Regions from separate parts of the Homo sapiens genome. Here region 2 is linked to region 1. A link is a contact called in ENCODE Hi-C data. All regions are on one chromosome and are shown on one strand. The core of a region is the stretch at or near the end of the contact, and the rest is flanking DNA. Distances in the headings are between cores, read along the strand shown. Region 1 holds the start of NEDD1 (NEDD1 gamma-tubulin ring complex targeting factor). Region 2 overlaps ELK3 (ETS transcription factor ELK3).

The links. Hi-C counts contacts between places; a loop is a spot of excess contacts on that map. Pooled maps may share reads with other maps.
Region 2: a loop to region 1 is called in a map with no recorded cell type, with 4 times the contacts of the local background. The contact joins the enhancer-like site here to the promoter of NEDD1 in region 1. A Hi-C loop is called at or near these places in 2 of 168 maps with a recorded cell type or tissue (B cell and naive thymus-derived CD4-positive, alpha-beta T cell), 1 of 37 single-sample maps with no recorded cell type and 9 of 50 pooled maps.

What each region holds. Positions count from the first base shown.
Region 1 is chr12:96,904,972-96,910,964 of GRCh38, reverse strand. It overlaps NEDD1 (NEDD1 gamma-tubulin ring complex targeting factor), which reads right to left and starts at 3,708. Exons shown (of 16, transcript NM_152905.4): 1 at 3,665-3,708; 2 at 3,109-3,361; 3 at 1,070-1,213. The coding sequence starts at 1,205. RefSeq lists enhancers at 2,886-3,025, 3,066-3,155 and a silencer at 3,396-3,675.
Region 2 is chr12:96,213,167-96,219,159 of GRCh38, reverse strand. The region is part of intron 1 of ELK3 (ETS transcription factor ELK3); the gene reads right to left. Among named protein-coding and RNA genes, the nearest start is that of ELK3, 22 kb to the right of the region's middle. Within about 2 kb of position 3,824, at least 8 of the 41 ENCODE cell types and tissues checked have a DNase peak (open chromatin) inside an H3K27ac peak, as active enhancers do.

The DNA.
Region 1 (5,993 bases), core at 2,459-4,958:
AAGTCATATAAAACTTTTAATATTTTTGTTCCTGAACCAGTCACATTTTAAAGCTTTGATTTTTTTATCAGAAAGTAGAATACTTTGGTGTTGATAAAAATCAGATAAATGTTAAATCTTAATTTGTTAAGAAATAGCGTATGAGTTTCACAAAAGAAAATTTCTAACATACCAATTACATAAAACATTTTCACATAAAAGGTGATAGGAGCACTGTGGTCACAGCAGTGGTTCTCTACTGGGAGTGATTCAGGCAATTCTGGAAACGTTTTGGGTTGTCACAACTAGAGGCTATTGGTACCTAACGGGTGAAGACCAATAAACCTCCACGTGGTACAACATACAGGAAAGGTCCACAACAAATTTTCTGCCCCAAAAAGTCAATAGCACAGGGTTCAGAAACCCTAGTTTACAGTCTTCACTCCCTCATTTTATTTTATCCACATTGAGGAGCTCACCAAGACAGGGAAGGTGTCAATCAGAAACATAAAAAGCTTAGAAAAGTTCAATCTAGGTAACTTTACTATGTCTGTTTAGGAAATGTAATTTTCATCACACACACAGAGAGGAAGGAAGATATGGAGAGTACATTAGTAAGATGGAGATATTGGGCAATTTTTTATCTCCTCCCCAACTTGCTTCTGCCTTCAAGTTCTGTCTTTAATTTTCAGTTCAGATCCACAAATACCCAAATGTAGATGCAAAAACTCATTCCAAAACCTTTTGGAATTATTTCCACAACTACCAACCTTATTCCATTTGGTTCAATAAGAAATTTTTGATAACTAATTCTATGGTGTAGACAGAATATACTTTTTTTAATAGCAGTGTTTTCAAATGAAGTGGGTTGTAACTAAATTTTTTTTAAATGAACGCAACAGATAAAATCAGAGTGCATTCATATGATATATTGTTTTGTAAATTACTATTTTACGTTATCTATCCTTGGTAGCAATGCAAAACACATTACTCAGTATGAGGCACATGCAAAAGTTTCATTGACAGTGGTTGTTTAACCTAATAAGCGGTTTGTGTGTGTGTGTGTGTGTTTTTTTTTTTTAAAGGATACTATTGCTGCTCCAACATATTGAGCTGATTCCATGTGGTGATGTGTGTGGGTTGAATTTATCCACCAATGTCATAGATGAAGCATCCCATATTTTAATATCATCTCCTGATGAAGCAAATCTGAGGTTTTCCTGCATGACTGCGCCTACAAATAGTTTAAAACAATGTATTTTAAAAACATTTAAGAATAGACATACTCAAAAAAAGGTCAAAATCTAATCTAAAACAAGTGGCTCTAACTCATTCATTTTTGTTCCAAACAGTGCAGTCACCAAAGCAGTTGAAGTGATTTTCCTAAAACATAAGCCAGGTCGCATTCTCTTAGCTGACCCTTCCAATGGCTCCTCACAGTAATGATAATGAAATCCAGCCTCCTTAGCCTGCCTTACATGTCCTGGCCCCCATGTAACTCTCCTCTTTCTTTTCACTGGCCTTCTCTCTGCCTCATGCAAAGGCAAAGTCATTCTCACCTCAGTGTCTTTTCATTTGCTGCTCCCTGTGCCTAAGATGTTCTCCCCAGATTCCCATGGTCATCTCCTTCTCATCATTCAGGTCTTAGCTCAAATGTTTCCTCCTATGAAAGGCCTTTCCTGACCACCCTGGCTAACGCAGTCCCTTCCTTACCTGGTAAGGGACTTAGCAGTTTACCCTATATCCCAATACCTGATTTCATTTTTTTCATAGCACTTCCTAATATCTGAATTTTTTTTTTTTTTTTTTGAGACGGAGTTTCACTCTTGTTGTCCAGGCTGGAGTGCAATGGTGTGATCTCGGCTCACCACAACCTCCGCCTTCCAGGTTCAAGTGATTCTCCTGCCTCAGCCTCCCGAGTAGCTGGGATTACCGGCATGCACCACCACACCCGGCTAATTTTGTATTTTTAGTAGAGACGGGGTTTCTCCATGTTGGTCAGGCTGGTCTCGAACTCCTGACCTCAGGTGATCTGCCCGCCTCAGCCTCCCAAAGTGTTGGGACCACAGGCGTGAGCCACCGTGCCCAGCCACTATCTGAAATTTTTATTTGTTCTTATAATGTCTGTCTCCCCACACCAGAGTCTTGAAACATTCCTGGCACACAGCAGTTTCACAACAAATAACTACTAATAAGTAACTTCCTAATTTTTAAAAAAAGTATGATAAACTAGCATTTCTGCAGGTCAGAATCCAGTCACACCAGTTTTTCCAAAACTCTAAAATTAGCAATATGGTCAAATGAGACGCCACTAAGTCCCTATACCAATACTTGGACTACGATGCCTTCAATCATTTATTCAGAGCATACAGCTGAAACACGTAATTCTAACAAGGTGATTTCACAAACCAAGGAAGTCTAGAAAACAGAAGGCAAAGAAGCTGCTCTAGACAGGCACTTTAAAGAGCAACAGGTAGTAATGAACGATAAGTGAGAAAAAAAGATGCTCAAAAGTACATGGGAGAAAAGGAAAGGGAGAGGGCACAGAATTATACCTCCCACACCTTCCTAGTATGGAAAGTGCAAGACTACTGCACAGCATTAGTGATGTCACAGGCAGGTCCCCGAGTCACCAATACAACAGCACACCTACGTCTAGTATAAGCCATTTCAGAGGACAAGTTAAAGACAGAATTATAGAAACGTTTCATTCTCGAGACAAAAAGTTAATGTAATTCACTCATGTGCTTCCTTATGCTCCATTCATCCGATACAGTGCTACTAAAAGCCATTAAAGTCACCTGCAGAGATGTAACACAATGTTTGGATTTGGAGCCTTAAACATGTGTAACACGTGCCCCCTTGGTTCCCAAGTCAAGGAACAACTAATGAATTGCTGGAAAAGCGAGCTCTAAGCCCTGTAAACCACAACTGCAAGCTGTGTCTAACTGCATCGTAACCAGGCCTGGTGAGCTGCGGGGTGTAGTGGGTAGATCACTGAGGCCTGGGCTCAGAAAAACTGGGTTCAAACGACCTGCTCCAACTTAGGAAACACAACTCGCCGGGTGATTTAATGTTTGTTTTCGGCTCTTAAAGCGGGGCGGGGAAGAGGACCATCTGCCCACCTACCTCGGTCTTCTAAGAACTGAGCATTAAGGGAGAGACTTTACATGAGTCCCTCAAAGACGGTCCCGTCGAAAGCTAGCAGTCAGGACACAAGGCGGTAACGTCGGCCTGGGTTTAGGGACAGCGGCTACAGGAACCAATTCAACTACACCACTCAGCTGAAATGAAAGTTCTCCAACTTTCAATCACCAAAAATACACTTTACTTGCAGGACAACAGCTCAAGTGAGGCTAACCTGTAAAATGCATCCAAGTACCTGCCAAAAGAAAAGTACTTGAGGTTGACAAAAAAGGAGACAGACTTGTGGAGACGAGGCAAACTTTTCGGAGGCAGCACACCCCACAAGGCTCCGGGAGGTGCGCGACCCCGGCCCGCGCCTCCCCGGACACTTCCCAGCCCAGCGCGCCGCCGCGCCCCCGCCCAGCAACCGCTCCGGGCGCGCAAAGCCCAAGGACCGCCGCCCCGCCCTCTGAGGGGGACGGAGCGGGTCTTAGGATCGGGAGGGTGCGCGGACGCGGCGGGCGGGGGCCCGCTGACCTCAGGGCCTCCGGAACCTCACCTCTCCGCAGCAACACAACAGGGGGCCGCGGCCGGCTCCGCGCTGGGCTTCCGGCTCCCGCCTGGACTGTTAAACTTCGGCGGCCGGAAGTCCCGCCCCGAGTGACGTCACGGGGCGAGGCGCTGCGTGCGGCTGTGGCTTCTGGCCGGACAGAAGTCGGGGTACAGAGGGTCTGGTCAGGGCGGCGCTGGGCAGCCGCGGGGGAAGTTATCCCAGTGTCAGGGCGGGAACTGCGGGCCGGGGCGGCCCTCTCCACGCCCCAGCGACGGAGCTCCGGCCACTGCCAACTGCTTGTCATTCACTTGCTGTTTACTGTGTGCCAGGCACTGTGCTAGACTCTTGAGTGTACAGTGATGGTTTAGCCTGGGGATACAGGGGTACAGTGAATTCTCGTGGTCCTTGGCCTTGTGGAGCTTACAATGCACTATAGGAAGCTGACGTTATTAGATGCTTAAATGGAAAGTGAAACTATGATAATGAAAGGTATAAGATGCACGAAGACCCATAATAAGGGAAACTATTGTGGATGTGGATTTAGGAAAGGATTCCTACATGCGATTTACAAGCCAGGAAACGCGCTCAGGCTGAGAAATAACCCAAAGAGTAGGCGTCTGCACTAACCTACTTCAAAACCCATGATCTTTCTTTCGCATCATGCTGCGAGGTCCGGAACATCAAACATCATCTGTTTGGGAATTCTTTTGAAGGGGATACTTCAAGGTGGAAAAGGAAGTTGCTGAGCCGAGTTTTCAAGTGCCCCTTCCAAAGGTCCTTTTATAGCTCTACTGACAATTTTTGCTAAGAATATTTATCATAAATATAGAGCATTTCTTCTGCAAAAAGTGTTATTCTTTCATCACAACTACATGGGGTGTGTTTCTGAACTAGGTACATCAGCCCCAGTTATCTGCATTCATATTGCAGATAATTGGAAAATTCTAATAAGTGCATTTTTTCAGAGCAGAAATTGAAATCGTAGCCAAGTTACTGAGGTTCATGGGGGAGTGGCAAAAGGAGAAAGATAGCAAGCAGCAACTACCTTAATTGTACAGTCTGCAGTTCTTGAGGCTATGAAATCCAATTTGGGCAGGGAGGAGGCCCAGAAAGTTGGGAACTAAGAAAGTACGGTAAGGGAGTGGGGGCAGGGAGAATGGGAGCAAATGGAGAAAAGAAAACTTCAAACAAAAAGGGCAATTAATTAAATCTCTGAAAATTGAAGCCAGCAGGAAAATTGAGACTAGACTATATGAAAATATATATAATAATACATGTAATATAATATATACATATTATATGATATAATACTAGTTATACATATAAAAATAGATATTTATTGAACACTTTACTAAGCACTGTATTTGTGTATATAGACGTAATGTGTATGTATGCAATATATATATAATTTCATCTTTCTAAAAACACATGAAGTATGTGCTATTATTTGTCCCCATTTTACATATGAGGAAATAGAGGTTAAGTAACTTGTCCAAGGTTACAAGTTTAATAAATGGTAGATTCAGAAGTTAAACCTGGGACCATGAGACTGCAAAGACTGTCCCAGACCTTTATGCTATACAGTCAAGAGCCATAACACAGCGTATAGGGCCAAATGGAAACCTCCATTCCTCTGTCCTCACTGATGCTGCGGCCTCATCAAATCTTACTGGCCCTGAAACAGTCCTGTCATTTTTGTCCGTGCCTCTGTGCCTATGTATACACTGTTTCCTCAGTTCTGTATAATAGTTTAACGAACAATAGATGCCAAATGTTAGAAGCCTTGCTAATATATGAATTATATAAACATATACAGATTTCCAAAAGTAGCCATCACAACAAAGAATATTTCTAGAGACAAAGAGAAATATTTCATAATGATAAAATGGTAAATAACCACAAGCCATTATCAATTTTAAGTGTATAGGTGAACGTAAGAGAATTTTGAAATATATGAAGAATAAGTATCAAAGCTAAAGGAGGAAAAAAGCATACCCATAGTCATTGTTGGAGACTGACAGAATTTTCTCAGTAATTCATAGAACATCCAGATAAGAAAAACAAATCAGAAAAGATGTGGAAGATCTGTACACTTATCAACTATTTTAACTGACATTTATAGAACACTATAGCCAACTACTGCAGGATAAACATTCTTTTCAAATACACATGAAAATGGAGCATATATTGGGCTATAAAACAAGTCAATTGATTTTTAACAGAATAAATCTTACAGACAATACTCTCTGATCACAACAGTATTAAATATAAATAAAAAACAATAACACATCTAGAAAAGCCCCAAACGTGAAATAAAACAACCTTACTTCTAATA
Region 2 (5,993 bases), core at 2,575-5,074, 690 kb after region 1:
TCAACAATTGAAAAAGTGGTGGTACTTGAGATTTATGTTTGATAGATTATTATGCACATGGAGGCCTGCTCTAAGTTAAAATGTTTCATCTGCCTAACTTTACTTAGCTGATTTCCCACCACTCTGAGCTTCAAAAATGTAGAACACATAAAAGGCATGCTAGAAATCTTTTTTTTAAAATTCCCTTTATCTAATGAGAAAATGCTTATCTTGGCCGGGCGCGGTGGCTCACGCCTGTAATCCCAGCACTTTGCGAGGCCGAGGCGGGCGGATCACAAGGTCAGGAGATCGAGACCATCCCGGCTAACACAGTGAAACCCTGTCTCTACTAAAAATACAAAAAATTAGCCAGGCGTGGTGGCGGGCGCCTGTGGTCCCAGCTACTCGGGAGGCTAAGGCAGGAGAATGGCGTGAACCCAGGAGGTGGAGCTTGCAGTGAGGCAAGATCGCGCCACTACACTCCAGCCTAGGTGACAGAGCGAGACTCTGTCTCAAAAAAAAAAAAAAAAAATGCTTATCTTTCCCCTGCCTAGACCCCCACTTTTTTAAGATTCAGGGGGTATACATGCATGTTTGTTACATGGGTATACTGCATAATGGCGGGGATTGGGCTTCTAGCATACCCACCACCCAAATAGCGAACACTGCACCCAACAGGTAATCTGGCAGCCCTCACTCCCTCCCTCTCTCCCCACTTTTGGAGTCCCCAGTCTATTATTCCCGTCCTTATCAGACCTTATTTTGAATGTACAAAATTTTATCAGGTATTTTAATGCCATTCTTTTTGCAGAATCGAACTCTGTGCTTTCATACTGAGGCCCATCAGTCTGCTTTTAAAGGCATTGCTGCTCTTACAGGAAGAGGTGCCCCCTTCACATCTGATACTTTCTGGATTCCTCTGACCTCACCTCAACCTTGCAGCCTGCAGGGCCTTCCCGTCTCTGGCTGGTCTCTCACCATTTCTACCAGCACTGACCAGGACCATGGTCACAGGGGGCTGAGGTCCACCCACTCCTACTCCAGAGGGCAAAACCACCTGTTACTTGCCCCAACTCCTTTCCCTTTGTAATGCAGAGCTGTGATCTGCCATGGTAGAGTGAAGTTAGATGATTTAGAGCAGCTTGTCAAACGTGAATCATATGCATACCTCCTTTAAAGGAGGAGGAGGAAAAGTGATTTTCGTTCTCAGTGTTGACAAATGATTTTTTTTTTTTTTTTTTTTGAGACGGCGTCTCTCTTTGTCCCTCAGGCTGGAGTGCAGTGGTGCGATCTCGGCTCACTGCAACCTCTGCCTCCCGGGTTCAAGCGATTCTCCTGCCTCAGCCTTCCAAGTAGCTGGGACCACAGGTGCGCACCACCACGCCCAGCTAATTTTTTTGTATTTTTAGTGGAGACAGGGTTTCACCATGTTGGCCAAGATGGTCTCGATCTCCTGACCTCAGGTGATCTGCCCGCCTCGGCCTCCCAAAGTGCTGGGATTACAGGTGTGAGCCACTGTGCCCAGCTGAGGAATTGGTTTGTTAAAAAATAATTTTCAAAAGAGGGTTAAATCATGGCTCTCATACAGATATCAAAATGAACACGTTCGAGATTTTATTTCACTCATAATTCAGTAGGGAACCAGGCAGACGTTATAATGAGTTCAAAAAAGCATCTGAATAATAGAGGCATTTATAGAAGAAGAACATTGAAATAAATGCTTAAATGGAGGCAAAACTAGGGGTGGGAGTCAATGGCACTCTGTAAGACAGAATTTGGCTGTCTATAGACGAGAATTATTTCATGATCAGTTACCTATAGTCAACAACGTTGTAAAATACCTTCCAAAAAATCAGAATCACATCATCCGGAGGGAGTCTTCTCTAGAGTCAAGAATGCAGTTTTTCACTGAAGCATAATTCTTTTCTTTTCGACTAGGTCTCACTCTGTCAGCCAGGCTGGAGTGCAGTGGCACGATCTTGGCTCACTGCAGCCTCAGCCTCCTGGGGTCAAACAATCCTCCCATCTCTAGCTCCCAAGTAGCTTGGGCTACAGGTATGTGCCACCACGCCCTGCTCATTTCTTAATTTTTTGTGGAGACCATCTCTGTATGTTGCTCAGGAGTCTCCAACTCCTGGCCTGAAGCAACTCTCCTGCCTCAGCCTCTCAAAGTGCTGGGATTACAGGCATGAGCCATCGCATCCAGCTGTTTAGCTATTTTCTATAACTCAAAGCAGGTGCTAGTGAAGCACTTTTGTCTATTTGGAAGGTAAGCGCAGATTCTGGCACCTGACTCTCTGGGTTCAACAGCAAAGACTCGTCCTGTCTGGTTGTGGGACTTTGGGGAAGTTACTTAACCTTTCTGTGCCTCAGTATCCTCATAGGTAAAATGGGACTGATATGATAAAAGTATCATATCATACAGGGTTGTTGTAAGAGTTACAGAAGTTACTAATAATGCACTTAAACTACACCTGGGGCAAAGTAAGTGCTATTTAAATGTTAACTACAATTACCTTTTAAGCTACAGGGAATCCTCCTCACAGAGCTTGCTGTGGAGTCACATGGCCTTCACCAGGCTAGAAGGCATTGTGTAGCTACAGCACCCACCTGGGCTCTTTGTCCATTAGGCAATGAGCCCCACACAGGCACTGAAATCCAGGGAGACTCTTCAGCCACATGGCGACTGTGGTTTATAAGGTGACTTGGAGTATGCTTCTGTTTTGTAGTCTATCATCAAATATGAAAGCACAAAAAATCGTAAATGCTTGCAGAAAACTCAGATGCTAGGGCACTGATTCTCCGACTCCAGCTTAACAAACACTGGTTTAAATGCTGACCCTGAGGCCTCCAAGCTGTGTGACCTCAGCAAAGAGGGTCCCTGGGGCTCTCTCCTTCCCTGGGGTACATTCGGCTCCCATCTATGTGGTTTCTCTGGAGCAGGAAGGAGAGTCAAGTACATGAGAGCTGTTGGGTCAGATAGCGAAGAAAGAAAGATGTTCTAAATGACAAGCCAAGGGACAATGATGACAACACCGCTCATAGCCGCTGCAGATGGGGCCCTACAGGAGGGCATTCACGGGCTGGTCAGGGCAAAAGACACAGAGTAGAGAGGCCGAGAGTAAAACGCTTGACCTCTGGCACAGAGGGGAGGGACATTTTTGCAGACTCTGAGTGATTATTTTCTGCCCTTATTCTGTTTTCAGCTTTTTGCACTTAAAGAATGCAGTTATGAAAACAGTTTTGAGGCTAGGCGTGATAGCTCACGCCTGTAATCCTGGCACTTTGGGAGGCCGAGGTGGGTGGATCGCTTGAGCCCAGGAATTCGAGACCAGCCTGGGCAAGAGTAAGACCCCATCTCTACAAAAAATACAAAAATTAGCTGTGTCTGGTGGTCCGCGCCTGTCCACCCAGCTACTCAAGAGGCTGGGGTGAGAGGATCGCCTAAGCCTGGGAAGTAGAGGCTGCAGTGAGCTGTGATTGCACCACTGCACTCCAGCCTGGGTGACAGAGCGAGACCATCTCTCTTTAAAAAAAAAAAAAAAAAAAAAGGTTTTATGTCCCTCTTTAGTCTTTCCCATGTTTTTATTTAACTTTGATTCATTCTTTAATCCGACGGAGCCTCAAAAAGAAAGATGCTATTGACAGAAATATTGATCATTCTCATTACGCTGTGCCCGCCTCCGCCTACGTGAGAGCTGTCAGGTCACATGACACGATCCCAGCTTCAGGTGTCCCAGCTGCCTCCTGCCTCTGTCACCGAAAAGCTACTGGCCTCTTCTTGGAAGCTGACCTCCTTCCTGTCGGCCACAAGGTGGCGCCCGACGTCTTAATGTGAGCAAGGGCCGCACAGACCCCTTATGCAAAGTATGAGGTTTTTGCCTCCATTCTTAGAAGTCGAAATGCCCACTTATTTGTTCTTCTTTCTACTGATGGCAACCTAGCACTTCCCTTTGCATGTTCCTTGTTTCATTTTTACTGAGGTGGGAGTTGAGGGGGCAGAATTAGCTTTGATTTTCTTAAGCTTCTATGTGGTGGGAAATAAGAAACGAGGCAACTTAAAAAAAAAAAAAAGGCAATGAGAGCCCAAGAAAAGGAGAAAAACTTCTGGGTAAGGAATAAACAAAATAGGTGCTCATGAGGTACCCATGTCTTTTTTCGTTTGTTAAATTTTGCATGGTTAGAGAAATGAAGATGGATTTGAACACTTCTTACTGAAAATTCTGCTGAGTTCAACTCCTCTGCCAGTATCTGCTATGCATTTCCATGTCATGATACTATCATTGTCTAAGACAAAGGGTAGTAGCCATTTCATTATAGAAAATGAACCCTGTACCTCAGTCAAAGAACTGGAAGACAACATTTTATATTATTAGGGATCTGCAATAACTCAGCACAGAGTAAGTGTAAGGTATTAAGTAAATAAGGATAATATTTGAAAAAAAAACTTATACAAGTTCTGAAGTTTTTTATTATTTCTGTGAGTTGGAAGACTATTAAATTTATTTTCAAAGGACATTTAAATTATTTTGATCATTATCACTGTGTATAAAAAAGGCATGAGGCCAACTTCATGTCTCCCAAGCTTTTCATTTATTAACAAGTATTTGCATTCTGTGAATATCTACAAATTGTTCATTTTAAAAAAGGTAAACAAAAGTAGGTATTGCTCACCTATTTACTTACTCTTTACAGTCTGCAATGGTTTTTGCTGTTTTTTTTTTTGTTTGTTTGTTTTGTTTTGTTTTTTGAGACAGAGTCTTGCTCTGTCGCCCAGGCTGGAGCACAGTGGTGTGATCTCGGTTCACTGCAAGCTCCGCCTCCCAGGTTCAAGTGATTCTCGTGCCTCAGCCTCCCGAGTAGCTGGGACTACAGGCGCACACCACTGCCTCCGGCTCATTTTTGTATTTTTAGTAGAGACAGGGTTTCAGCATGTTCGCCAGGGTGGTCTCAAACTCCTGACCTCAGGTGATCCACCCACCTCGGCCTCCCAAAGTGCTGGGATTATAAGCGTGAGCCACCGTGTCTGGCCCAGTCTGCAATGTTTTTTAAATAACTCTTCCATCTTGGGAAAGAGAAAGGTTGCTGGGATTACATGCCTGTACATGTTATATCTAGCACAATGTAATATCTAGCACAATGCAAGGATTACTGGGTTTTTAATGAACGGATTACATGTCTGTAATCCCAGCACTTTGGGAGACCGAGGAGGGAGGACAGTTTGTGCCTAGGAGTTCAAGACCAGCCTGGGCAACACGAGACCCCCATCCCCACAAAAAACACAAAAGTTAGCTGGATGTGGTGACACATACCTGTAGTCCCAGCTACTTGGGGAGCTGAGGCAGGAGGATCACTTAAGCCCAGGAGTTTGAGGCTGCAGTGAGCTGTGATCACATCACTGCACCCCAGCCTGGGCAACAGAGCATGAACCTGTCTCAAAAACAAAACAAAAAAAAAGAGAGATTTTTCAGAGGAAATCACTGACAACCACTGAAATAACAACATATGCAATTTACTGTGTGTAGGAACACCCCTCTTTCCTTCTGGAACTATGCTGTCTCTGGCTAAATTAGAAGTAACTCAATTGGTTTGTCAGTGACTTTTATATGGGTGAGTAGTAAATGATGGCTTCGTTAACACTGGCTGAGAAAATGTCTTACAACCATTCGACTTTTTCCCACAGAATTCACCGCACCCCACCCTAATAACCACCATACAACCCAGCCCTATGTTATCCTACATTTTCAGAGCGGGCCCACAGTAAGACAGAAAAGGGCCTATTTCCATCCAAGGCTGCCTCGTGTGGGTACCTCTTGATCCCTAACAGTCCAAAACTTTTTAAGATTCCTGGGATAGAGTTTGTTCTTTCTGGGCTTAGAGAAGAAGAGGTGGTCAATCTGCAGGGTAAAGAAATAACTGATTGTCCCAGAAGCACACCCTATTTCTCTGTAGCACAAAGCAGCAAGGCAATTTAAATGAGATGGTGTGTGGAAAAAGCATGGCACTGCGCCAAA